2 separate regions of the Homo sapiens genome follow, and region 2 is linked to region 1. The links are chromatin contacts, found by Hi-C or POLR2A ChIA-PET in ENCODE. All regions are on one chromosome and are shown on one strand. Each heading gives the region's core, a stretch centred on a gene start or an enhancer-like site at or near the end of the contact. The rest is flanking DNA. Distances are from core to core; before and after follow the strand shown. Region 1 holds the start of RBPJ (recombination signal binding protein for immunoglobulin kappa J region). Region 2 has its middle 38 kb from the start of STIM2-AS1.

The links. Hi-C counts contacts between places; a loop is a spot of excess contacts on that map. ChIA-PET counts read pairs that join two places held with the same protein, here RNA polymerase II (POLR2A). Pooled maps may share reads with other maps.
Region 2: a map of OCI-LY7 shows a loop between it and region 1 (6-fold over the local background). The contact joins the enhancer-like site here to the promoter of RBPJ in region 1. A Hi-C loop is called at or near these places in 1 of 168 maps with a recorded cell type or tissue (OCI-LY7), 6 of 37 single-sample maps with no recorded cell type and 5 of 50 pooled maps. POLR2A ChIA-PET finds 5 or more read pairs at or near these places in 1 of 52 experiments (PC-3).

Annotation. Positions count from the first base shown.
Region 1 is chr4:26,316,401-26,322,263 of GRCh38, forward strand. It overlaps RBPJ (recombination signal binding protein for immunoglobulin kappa J region), which reads left to right and starts at 4,614. Exons shown (of 11, transcript NM_015874.6): 1 at 4,614-4,648. The coding sequence starts at 4,629. RefSeq lists enhancers at 2,648-2,697, 3,788-3,837, 5,070-5,863 and silencers at 2,918-3,187, 4,658-4,787, 4,858-4,957.
Region 2 is chr4:26,819,945-26,825,807 of GRCh38, forward strand. It overlaps a transcript of TBC1D19 not described here. Among named protein-coding and RNA genes, the nearest start is that of STIM2-AS1, 38 kb to the right of the region's middle. Within about 2 kb of position 2,792, at least 4 of the 41 ENCODE cell types and tissues checked have a DNase peak (open chromatin) inside an H3K27ac peak, as active enhancers do; they include OCI-LY7, where a contact is called at or near this core.

The sequences.
Region 1 (5,863 bases), core at 3,364-5,863:
TCATATATATACATTCATATATACATTCATATATACATTCATATACATTCATATATACATTCATATATACATTCATATATACATATTCATATATATATTCATATATATTCATATATATTCATATATATATTCATATATATATTCATGTATATATTCATATATATACACATTCATATATATACATTCATATATATAATATATATATACACATATTGATATATATATACACATATTGATATATATATACACATATTGATATATATATATATACACATATATATATATACACATATTGTGTATATATATATATACACACACACACATATCCGGCTAGTGGTGTTTTTGTTGTTTTTTTCCTGAAGTTCTAAAATGGAGAGTAAAGGAAACTCTTAAGTGCAGCCTCATCTACTGGTCTAACCCAGACGACTTTTTTTTTTTTTTTTTTTTTTTTTTTGCAAAAAACCAACACAGGTGGTTGCTCCATATGCCTTTTTCTCCTCCCTAGGCAGGCTAGTACTCACTGCTAGTCTAGTCCTAATATTGTTTTGAACCCTAGGAGGCTTAGTCTTCAGAATCATTTTTACTCTGCCCTAAAGTGGAAGACACCCCATTCATTCTACAAATATAATACAGCAGGCATTGTTCCAGCAGCTAAGGCTTGAATAATGAACAAACTAGACAAAAGTCCTTGCCCTTATTAATATTACATTATAATGGAAGGAGGCAGATAGTAAACACAACACACAAGTATGATAAATGTTATGTTAGTTAATGATAGGTGCCATGGACAAAATCAAGCAGAAAGGGGGATAAGGAGTATGGGAGTCCCTCTTGGGAAGGGTGTCAGGGAAGGCCTCCCTGAGGAGGTGACATCAGGCAAAGACAAGAAAGGAGTGAGGGAATGAGCTATAAGGTATATGAGGGAAGAGCATTCCAGGTAGTGGAAAAAGCAAAGGCTTGGAGCTGAAAGTGTGCTTGGGGCATCCCAGGAACAGTAAGGAAGGCAACTGGTGAGAGCCCACAGAGTGAGAGGTAGAGGAGGAGGTGAAGGCAGATAGATCAGGGGGGGTTTGGCAGTAGGCAAGATTGTCTAAGTCCTCATAGTGAAATGGGAAAGTCATGGAGGAGTTCTAGAGGGCCACTGAGAATGCTCTATTAGCACAGACTGCGGGAAGACAAGAACGGAAGAAGGGAGGACCAGTTAGGGAACTTCCTTAAACCAGGTGGGAAATAAGATGGGTTAGACTAGGCTAGTAGCTAAAGAGGTGTGACAGTATTTGGAATGTGAGTATATTCTGAAGGTGGAGCCAATAGGATTTTCCGTCCAATTGTATCTTGGGTGTGAGAAAGGAGGCAAGGACTCCAAGGTTCTTGACATAAGTGGAAGAATGGAGTTGTCCTTTCCTGAGATGGGGGAGGGCTGCAGATGGAGCATGTTTTAGGGCAAAAAGGGGGAGCTGTTATTCCCTTTGTGGTTACCATGGCTTCCCAAGGTCGCTGGGGCTCTCAGAAGGCCATGATTCCAAATTAGATCAGTGGTCTGGACTAGGCCATGACTGAAATACCTTCTTGGGATGACAGCTCCAAGGAATATGTGCCCCAAGGGCTTTGTCCTCCTCCTGAGCTATCCTGTTCCAAGCCAGACTTGCACTGAGATATTGCACCAAATGGTTTTAAGTCTGTTTTTTTGTGTATATAATCAATAGGCAAACACAAACACACACACACGCACACACACACACACACACACCCCTAAAACCTTGAAAACAACTTAAAAACCAGGGTTTCCTATTAGAGAACTCACTGTCCTCCAAATATCAAAATTCAATTCAACTCTACATTTGCGGGGCTGTGACGTGAGCAGGAAGACACTGGTTCCTAGATAATGCCAGGCTAAGGCTGGTATAGAAACCACATCAGGGCCAATCTGAAACGTGGCTGATTGAAGAATTTACGTAATCAGGAACTCATTGGATGAATGATCCAAAAGGAAGGGCTGCATTTAAAACAGTAGTCACTATAGCACCTGCCGCAGCCATACGTAAAATGGAATATTGCAATAAAAATACGGAAAGGTGACGGAAAGCAAAAAAGCCATATTAGTGGGAGGAAAAAACAGAAACTGATTTGTAAGATTACTTCAAAAGGCTAAGAAGAGACTGACAAGAAATTTTAAAAATCGTGTCCTTAAACGGGAGCAAGAATCTATACAAGGCAACAAGGCGAGAGCGCAGAGCTGTTTATTTATTTATTTATTTATTTTTCTACCCAGCTCACAGGGCCAGCGGGTAGATTAGAAAGAAAACAACCAATTGCTGCCAGGCGCGGTGGCTCACACGTGTAATCCCAGCACTTTGGGAGGCCGAGGCGGGCGGATCACGAGGTCAGGAGATCGAGACCATCCTGACTAACATGGTAAAACTCCGTCTACTAAAAAATAGAAAAAATTAGCCGGGCGTGGTGGCGGGCGCCTGTAGTTCCAGCTACTCAGGAGGCTGCGGCAGGAGAATGGCGTGAATCCAGGAGGCGGAGCTTGCAGTGAGCCGAGATCGCGCCACTGCACTCTAGCCTAGGCGACAGAGCAAGACTCCGTCTCAAAAAAAAAAAAAAAAAAAAAAAAAGAAACCAATTGCTAAAGTAGAGTAGCTAAGGAATCAGAACTTGTTTCAAAGTAAGCGAAGTAGTGGCCAGACTAGGTGACTCAAGGCATGACTCAAACCCGACTCTGGAGGCTGTCTGTCAGCTCCCGGAGGCGGGGGGCGCGGTGTCTAACACGTTTTAGGAAAGTACCAGGCTTGTGGAGGGCGACAGGAAACCTCCCCGGGAGATCGGCCTGGGGCTCCTCCTGCCCTAGAGCCTGACCTCTCACTCTCCGTACCGGCAGCGACTTCCAACCTCCTGGCTTCCCCTTCCTCCGTTCGAGGCTCCCCACCCCTCGTCTTCCATCCAGCGTCACAGGGCGTGTGCGTGTTGTGTGCGAGACGCGGGTCTCCTCCCCCGCCGCCCTCCGCCCCGTGCTCCCAGCCACGCGCCTTCCCGCCCCGCCTCCGCGGCAAGCCGCTCCCTTCCCACCCCGCCCGCGCCCGCCGCCCGCCGCCCGCCTCCCGGGCACGCGCTGCACGAACGGCGCCCGGAGCTGGTCTAGGCAAACACCTGTCCTGCCTTGGCTCCGCGAGATTTGGGGCGAAAGCTTAGGCAACAGGGGCACGTTCTCGCGAGGTTTAGGAAATTTCCCACGGCCGTGTTGTGTCTGAGCCGAGTAGTGGAAGGCGGTGGGAAGGAGGTGTAGCGTGAGACTGGACTGCCCGCATTGGGTACATGCGCAGTGCCGCTCGCGCGGGCCGCGCCAATCCTGCAGCGCCTTCAACAGGTTTCGGGCGGCGAATTCCAGTTCTCCGGGTTTTGGGGCTCCCTGCGGGAGGCAGTGCTGGATCTGGGAATCTCTAGGAAAGGAAAGAGCAAAGGAGGGGAAAGATGGGGGGCTGCAGGTAGGAGGAGGGGGCGGGATTCGGGCCCTTCACCCTGCTGTTCCATGCCCGGTGGGGCCAGGTTTGCCCGGGGGCTTCCGGGATCAGGCCGCCTGAAGCGCGATTCGGGCAGCCGGCAGCGTCCTCGGCTGTGCCAGGCCCTCGGGTGGCCCGGTTCCCTGTGCAGTAGTGGTCTCAACACACACCTGGGCTCACACACGGTGGTGGCTGCGATGGGGTCTTAGAGAGGCCATGCAGCACGCGAGCGGCAAGAGCTTTGATCGGGTCCTCTGGGCAGACTCGGAGGTGGGAGAATGTGGCTCTCAATTCCAAGGCAGTTTTCCCTTCTGGAGAGAACTACTCCGCGCTCTGGCGTGTGTCTGCGAGGTGGCCATTAGGGGTGTCTTTGCTAGAGGCCTTGGCTTGACCTCATTTCACACCCAAGGAGAACGCTAAGGCGAGAGAGCTCAACTGCAAAAGTTTTCCGCTTGAGGAGCTCTGGAAGGGCCTCCTCATTAGCATGGGGGGGTGTAATGAATGAAGACAGTCCCCGACGTGTCACTTGCCCGAACCCCAGACATCTCTGGCGCTCCTGCACCAAACGCCGAGATTAGCATAAAGGAGGCGCCCAGGGAACGTTTGAATGAATGAAAATAGCTGGGAACCCAGAGTGAGCGGGAAGCCGCTTGGAAAACACCCATTGAGGAGGTGTTTCATCTAGGCCTGTGAAACGCAGCCCATTTTCCCAGGACCCCTCCTCCCTTCTCCTCGGCCCCGCCTCCTGACCCCTCCATTCCTCGTCCCCGTAGTAATCCCCTCCGGTTTTCCTCAGTCTCCACGTACGTCCCTCAAAGCGCGTCCTAAAACCCGGATAACCGGAGCGCTCCCCATGGACCACACGGAGGGCTCGCCCGCGGAGGAGCCGCCTGCGCATGCTCCATCGCCTGGGTAGGTTTCCAGGGAAGGCAGCGAGCAGGATCCCCTACTCTGCGGGCGGCGCGAGGCGTCTGGCTCTTCGCGGCGGCGGCGAGGGGAAAGGGAGCGCGGGGGCTGGGTGGAATCGAGGAGTGAGGAAAAAGGGAAGGGGCGGGGGAGAGGGACCAGGGAAGGCGTCGGGGGGAATCTCGCGAGGGTTGGAGTTTTGGCGAGAGTTTGTGGAAGATGGCGCCTGTTGTGACAGGGTAAGTCTGAGGGAATCGGAGCGCCGGGAACCGGGAAAGTTGCGGGCGTCTGGCAGCTCACGGCGGGCAGCGGGTTCGGGGGCCGCGGCGCGCTTGGCGTTCGGGGGCCCGCGGGGGCGGCGTCGCGTGCGCCGAGCGCGGCGGCGGCGGCGTGTGGCCGTGCGCTGCCGCTCTGCGCTGCCGTGGCTCAGGCTCCAGCGCGTGAGGGCGGGCGGCGGCGGCGGCGGCGAGGCCGGCGGGTGCGGGCGTGAGTGCGGCAGGGCGCGCGGGGCCCTCGGGCGCCGTGCCTCCCGCGCGCCTCCAGCGGGCTCTGCCTGGGGGCCCCGTGCATCTTTGTTCCTCGCGGCCGTTGTCGCCGCTTCGCCCCGCTAGTGCCCCCGGCCCCGGGCGCTTTGTCTTTCACCGCTACCCGCTGCGACTCTCTACCCCCGGCCCTTTGTTTCGCCGCCTTGGGCGCTTTGTCCGACCCGTGGCGTCCCGCATCCCCTCTCCATCTCCTCCCCTCCGCTGTCCTTCCTCCCGTGCCCCTTTGTTGTGCCACACTCTTGTCGTTAGCCCAGTGACCTGCCACAGCCCGGGCACCAGATTTCTGCCTTAATTGTTCTTCCATTGTCTTTCTCCTGTGGGTCCCCTCTCACCTTTCTGTATGGTCCTGGATCACCCCCCGAGGCTTTGTCTCCCCCATCCACGGGCTTATTCTCTCGGCACCCCCTTCCTCTCCCGTCATCGGTTGATTTATCCACAACCCACGGTGTACGTCTGCTGAACTGTCTCAGCCCCGGGGACTCCATCTGCTGCTTCTAAGTGCACACAAGACTCTACGGTTTGTTGTTTTGTGGGTCTGAAAGATGCATGGGATACTTAGTTTTCTCCTCCGCACCTCTTTTTCTCGGGATTTCTTGTACCCTCCCGCCCCCCTATCGCCACCCCTTTCTCTCGGGATTAAAGCGTCTCCAATTTTCATCGCCGTCTTTTTAGTGCCGTGGGTTGTTTTGCTTGGAAACAGTAGCCTTGGAAAAAGATCTGGTCTCTTGGTGGTTCTTGCGCCCCCCGGCCCCCGCCCCCCTCCTGGTTCCTGACGGCGTAGGCCAAGGGCAGCTGTCTGTCGAAGCTTTGCAATCTAGGCTGCCTGAGGATGATTGGAGGGTATCGTAGGACGGTTAGAAGGAGGCTCAAGATGTATATATGTGTTTTTCTGTTAGTGTTTGAGAATAG
Region 2 (5,863 bases), core at 1,542-4,041, 500 kb after region 1:
AATTTCGGTCCTTTTCTCAAATAACCCCTTCTCAGTGAGGCCTTCCCATTCCTACTCTAAAATTGCAAACTTCAACATTTTTCTCTCTGCTTTGCTTTTTAATGGACAATAATTACATATAATTGTGGGGTACAATGTGATGCTTTGATCTATGTGTACATTGTAGAAAGATTCATTCAAGCTAATTGACATATCCGTTATCTTAGTAACTTACTTTTTGGAGGATGAGAACATTAAAAATCTATGCTTTTAGCAATTATGAAATATGTGATACATTGTTATTCACTATGGTTACCATGCAGTACAAGAGATCACTAAAACTTATTCTTGCAGTCTGAAACTTTGTACTGTTTGTTCAACATCTTTTCTTCCCCATCTCTTCCCTTCTCCACCTGCCCACCCCTATCCTCCAACCTGGACCCTAGCTTTTGGCATCTTTCTACTCTATTTTTATGAGATTGACTTTTCTAGAGTCCACATGTAAGTTGAGATCATACAGTATTAGCCTTTCTGTGCCTGACTTATTTCGACCAAGCATAACATCCTCCAGTTCCATCATGTTGTTGTGAATGGCAGAGTTTCCTTCTTTTTAAAGGCTGTATAGTATTCCATTGTACATAAATACCACATTTTAAAAATCTATTTATCCATTGATGGGCACTGAGGCTCTTGTGAATCATGCTGAAATGAATGTGGTAGTGCAGATATCTCTTTGACATACCAATTTCAATTCTTTTGGATATATGCACAGAAGTGGGATTGCTGGATCATATGCTAATTCTATATGTAGTTTTTTTGAGGAACCTCCATGCTGCTTTCCAAAATGGTGGTACTAATTTCCCTCTCTCTGTTTACTTTTCACCATAGCACCTACTCCATAAAATATATTATATGTTTAACTCATTTGGTGATCATCTTTACCCCCATTAGACTGTAAGCTTCATCAGTACAGGGATTTGTTTTCACAGCTGTCTTCTCAGTGCCCAGAACATCACCTGGAATACAGTGGGCATATAAAAATATCTGTTGACTGGCTACCAAATGAATGGTATTCACTCGACTCAGCTTTCTGTATCCCTCTGGCCCCTACACTGCATTTAGTGTAGGGATGCATGGGTGCCAATATGGCGCCTGGAAGAAAGGACGTTTGCAATCAAGCATGCACATGAAGAGCAGTTAGCAGTTCCAGACTGTATGAAAGCTTCTCGTGTCCTTGCCACACTTTCTTTTGAGGGTCTCACCCCACATCTTAGCAAAGATATTTAAATGCTCCTCCCTTCCCCATGAAACAGAATTTTGGCTGAGATTTTTTCAAAGGAGTATCATAGTTTTGTCTTTGAAATCATTTGGCAAGGAACAACTCATTGAATTTTCAGTTGGCTCTGATTCTCTGCAGTCATCATGCACACTTGAAGTAAAACAAAATCTACCATTAACATTGTTTTCAAATGTAATGAAATTTTTCTAAATAATTCAACAGTTGATCACATAAGTGTAATTCTGTGCTTTGTGGGCATTCATGTAAACAGGTATTTATTTTAACAGGTTTTGTAGTACTCCTTGTGTGTTTGAGGCAGTAATTATTTTCCTTTGGGATTTAGCCATGTTTCTGGGCTCTTGAAATCTCACAGGACCTAGATCTTGGACCTGGAAAATTAGGCAGATAAAATAGTCCTGCAAGAATGAGAGACTGGAGAAAGGTCTCCCTGCACTTGCCTGCGAATGCAGGTCCTGGCCCAGTGGTTCAATGGTGGGGCTGTCCTGTAACTGTGCCAGGGAGTCAGAAGCCATGGCGGGGCTCACCGTGGTCATGCTGGAAGTCCCTGTCCCTGTCTGCTCATCACACACAGGTCAGCAGGTACCCGTTCTTTATGTGTGGCAGACCTCTGGTGGCCAGGCGGACCACTTTTCTCCACGGCCCTTCTCTCTCCACTTCCACCTGCATGCTCTCCTGAGCCCTGGTGGCAGAAATGTTTTCCTTGACATTTTATGACACTTTGGCAGAATTCTGTTGACTCATCTAAGACAAGATGGGGAATTGTTCTGCAGCAGTCGCCACATGGGGAAACAGATCACTTAGTCACATCATCTGCCAAGCCCCGCTGTTGCCTGTGCAAAGCATTTCTAATCACGGAAACTTGAAAGCTGTCCCTCATTTGTGATGACATTAGCCATGGTGATTTTTTACCCCTGTCTTAAGCTGTCAGTCGCTGGGGTTTTCTTGTTACTCTCTCTGGCAGAGACACATTTATTTATCACACAAAAGCCTGGCTCTGAAGGGATTTGTGCAAACTTCCTTCTGGAGATGAAAAGAAAACATCTCCTTCCTGGCCTGTGCCATCTACTGAAAAGCTTTCCAAGCCAAATGTGAGTGACTGTCCTAGTGGACAGATGTCACCCAGAGCAGGCCTGAATCATTTTGTTTGTTTTTCTTGCTAACCCAACACGACTTTGAACCCACTTCATTAATAAGAGAGACAGGAGCACGAAACCCTTTTTACTTCCTGCTTTCTTCCCAGTGTGCTGACATTTCCAAGCCCCATATGTTTCCCTAAATAAAGTTCCATGGAAATATATATTTTTTTGAAAAATCCTGTTTTTGGGTTATTACAGCCCAAGAGGAAAAAAGGCTGCCAGTGGACTATGTAGGGCCCTTTACGTAATGCTATGATTGTTTCGACCCCTCTTGATAACAGCAGGCTCGTTTAAATGGTTAACGTTGAGATGCGGTTGAAGACCTGTAATAAATGTATACTTCTTCATTTAGGCAAGTACATTAGCTACAGTCAATCTGCAACAGCGGGGAAGCACTAAGCCACAAACAGGAAATAGTTTGAATAAATATTTCCCATTCTAAAATGAATGACTAGATAGAGTTTAAAACATGTCAGACTCTTGTAGAGACATGATAGACATTTGCTGGTTACCTCTCCAGCAGGGATCCAGTCCCACCCTTCCCCACCTTGATTTTCCTTGGGATCACTCTACCCTTCCACTCTCAATAGTGGTCCAGACCAGACTGACCCTGCCCAGGAGTAGACTGTACTTGACTCAAGCTGTATTAGTTTGTTTCCACGCTGCTAATAAAGACATACCCAAGACTGGGCAATTTACAAAGAAAGAGGTTTAATGGACTTACAGTTCCACGTGGCTGGGGAGGCCTCACAATCATGGCAGAAGGCAAGGAGGAGCAAGTCACATCTTACATGGATGGCAACAGGCAAACAGAGAGAGCTTGTGCAGGAAAACTCCCATTTTTAAAATCATCAGATCTCGTGAAACTTATTCACTATTGCAAGAACAGCGGGAAAGACCTGCCCCCATGATTCAATTACCTCCCACCGGGTCCCTCCCACAACACGTGGGCATTCAAGCTGAGATTTGGGTGGGGATGCAGCCAAAACATATCTCAAACCCATCCATGTACCTATTCCTCAGGCCACATTGATTGGTCAGGGATGGGTTTGTGATACAATTTGGGTTAATGAGAGAGGTGACAATAACAGTGTTTCTGTGGAAGATACACAGAAGAGATTCTCTGTTCCCAGACCACACCTAGAGTGAAGTGAAGATGTGGGGTGTGGAATTGCCAGAGCAATTTGCTACCATGGGGAGAGAGCCCAGAGTTGCGGGGGCCTTTGTGTGGAATCTGGAGATGGGTCTGTCACCAGTGGAGAGATGATAAGAGCCATATCCTGGGTGGCTTTGACCCACTAGAAGCCAGTCTTGCCTCTGGACTTCTCAGCTAGGTGAGCCAATAAATTATCTTTGCTGCTTAAGCTTGTTCTAGGTTTTCTGTCACTTGCAACCACAAGAGTCCTAAGTGATTTAAGGTTGCTAACACTCTTTCTAGCCAGACCTTAGGCAGCATCTAAAGAAACTGAAAGCTTGTCGTCAGTGTATTTTTGTTTCTTTGTTATGGTTTTTACCTCTGCAGGATTCCTCCCCTCTTCCTTCTTTATACAGAACCCCACTGACTCTTAGTGAGCCACCCGGGCTGACTGCCTGACCGCTGGCTCCAGTGATGGGCACATGGCCCAGGCATAACTAATAGGGCATTCCATTCACAGGGCTATTTGATTGGATCAGGGATGGGTGCATGATCCCAAGATGGCCAGTATAAATAAGATCCAGGAATTTATTTTAACTCTTACTTAAAAGACAATTGGCTGGATTTGCTGAGGGAAGATTTAAACATCTTTGTGGACATGTTTGCCACCACATGGGGAGAGCATTCCTGAACATGCAGCAATAGAGAACAAAGACGAGAGATAAAGAGATGATAAGAGAAGGACCAAGTTCTAGCAACAGTGCGTGAGGCCTGAATCCAGCCATGCCGGAAGCATGTGAAGCAGTAACTTCGTTCTTATTAAGACAACTGCAGCTGGATTTTCTGTCATTTGCAGTTTCAAATGTTGACTAACACAGATATGAAGTATCTTTTCACAGTAATATATTTCTCTCTATCATAATATTCTTATTTTCTACTAGTATAAAACTAATGAATGCTCAATGCAGAAAATCCAGAAAACAAACAAACAAAAATAAATAAAGCAAAATTCACTTGTAGTCCTATGACTCTGAAATTATGACCGTCAGCTTCTGAGTGTATGTCCTCTGGGTCTTTTTCGTATGCATATTTATGAACTTCTACAACATAGTTTCCACATTATATTACTGCACTACAATTTAGTTAATTCCTTCTTTTTAACAGTGGGGTCATTTTCTTTCTTTCTTTCTTTTTTTTTTGCTATCATTTACTTCTTAGTATTATGAACATCTGTGTTGATACATCTTTGCACATATTTCTGGACATTCCTTAGAATAAATTCACATGGCCATATGCATAGTAAGTTCTTCATTAAACTTTTTCCAATTTTGTATTCCACATAACATTTAAGCAAACATGTTTATGCATTCCTTTGTATAGAATAAACTTCTAGAAGTACAATTGCTGGGTACAGAGCATGCCTGTTTAACGATATACATTGCCAAACTGCTCTGCAGAAGGTTATTTAAATTTATAACAAGGCAGCTCTTCCACACACACTGGATATTCCTGTCACCTCAATTACTAGACGAATGTTTTCTTTTTATGTTTGTTGGCTATCTATATTGATATTTTCTTGATTTGCCTCTTCATTTGCAATAATTTAGGATTTTTTTTTTTTTTGAGACAGAGTCTCACTCTGTCATCAGGCTAGATTGCAGTGGCACAGTCTTGGCTCACTACAACCTCCAGCTCCCTGGTTCAAGCGATTCTCCTGCCTCAGTTTCCCGAGTAGCTGGGACTACAGGTGCACACCACCACGCCCAGCTAATTTTTGTATCTTTAGTAGAGATGGGGTTTCACCAAGTTGGCCAGGATGGTCTCAATCTCTTGACCTCATGATCCGCCTGCCTTGGCCTCCCAAAGTGCTGGGATTACAGGCATGAGCCACCACGCCTGGCTGATTTAGGATTTTTAAACTTTTCTTTCAGGAGTAACTAGGTATATAAGGGCATGCCTCATTAGTCAGTAATTTTTATTTTTTCAATGACATTTTCTTTAATTTTTCAACATTAAGAAAAAAATCCAGGCCATAGTGAATGTAGTTTGGTTGGAAACACTCATTGTTCACTGTTTTGAAGATTTGCTGCCAATTTTCTCTATCAGTGACCTGCCACAAATTAGTTAAGTAGCATGATCTGAGAGGTGCTATTGTGTGGTTATACTAGTTAAGTAAAAGGGGTTTGGAGCCAGACTTTTGGGTGCAACTCCCAGCCCTACCACTTAGTTGTGTGACATCAGAAAAATTACTTAAAAATCTCTGTGCCTCATTTTTCTCAACTGTAAAACAGGGTTAATAGTATCTCCTTCATA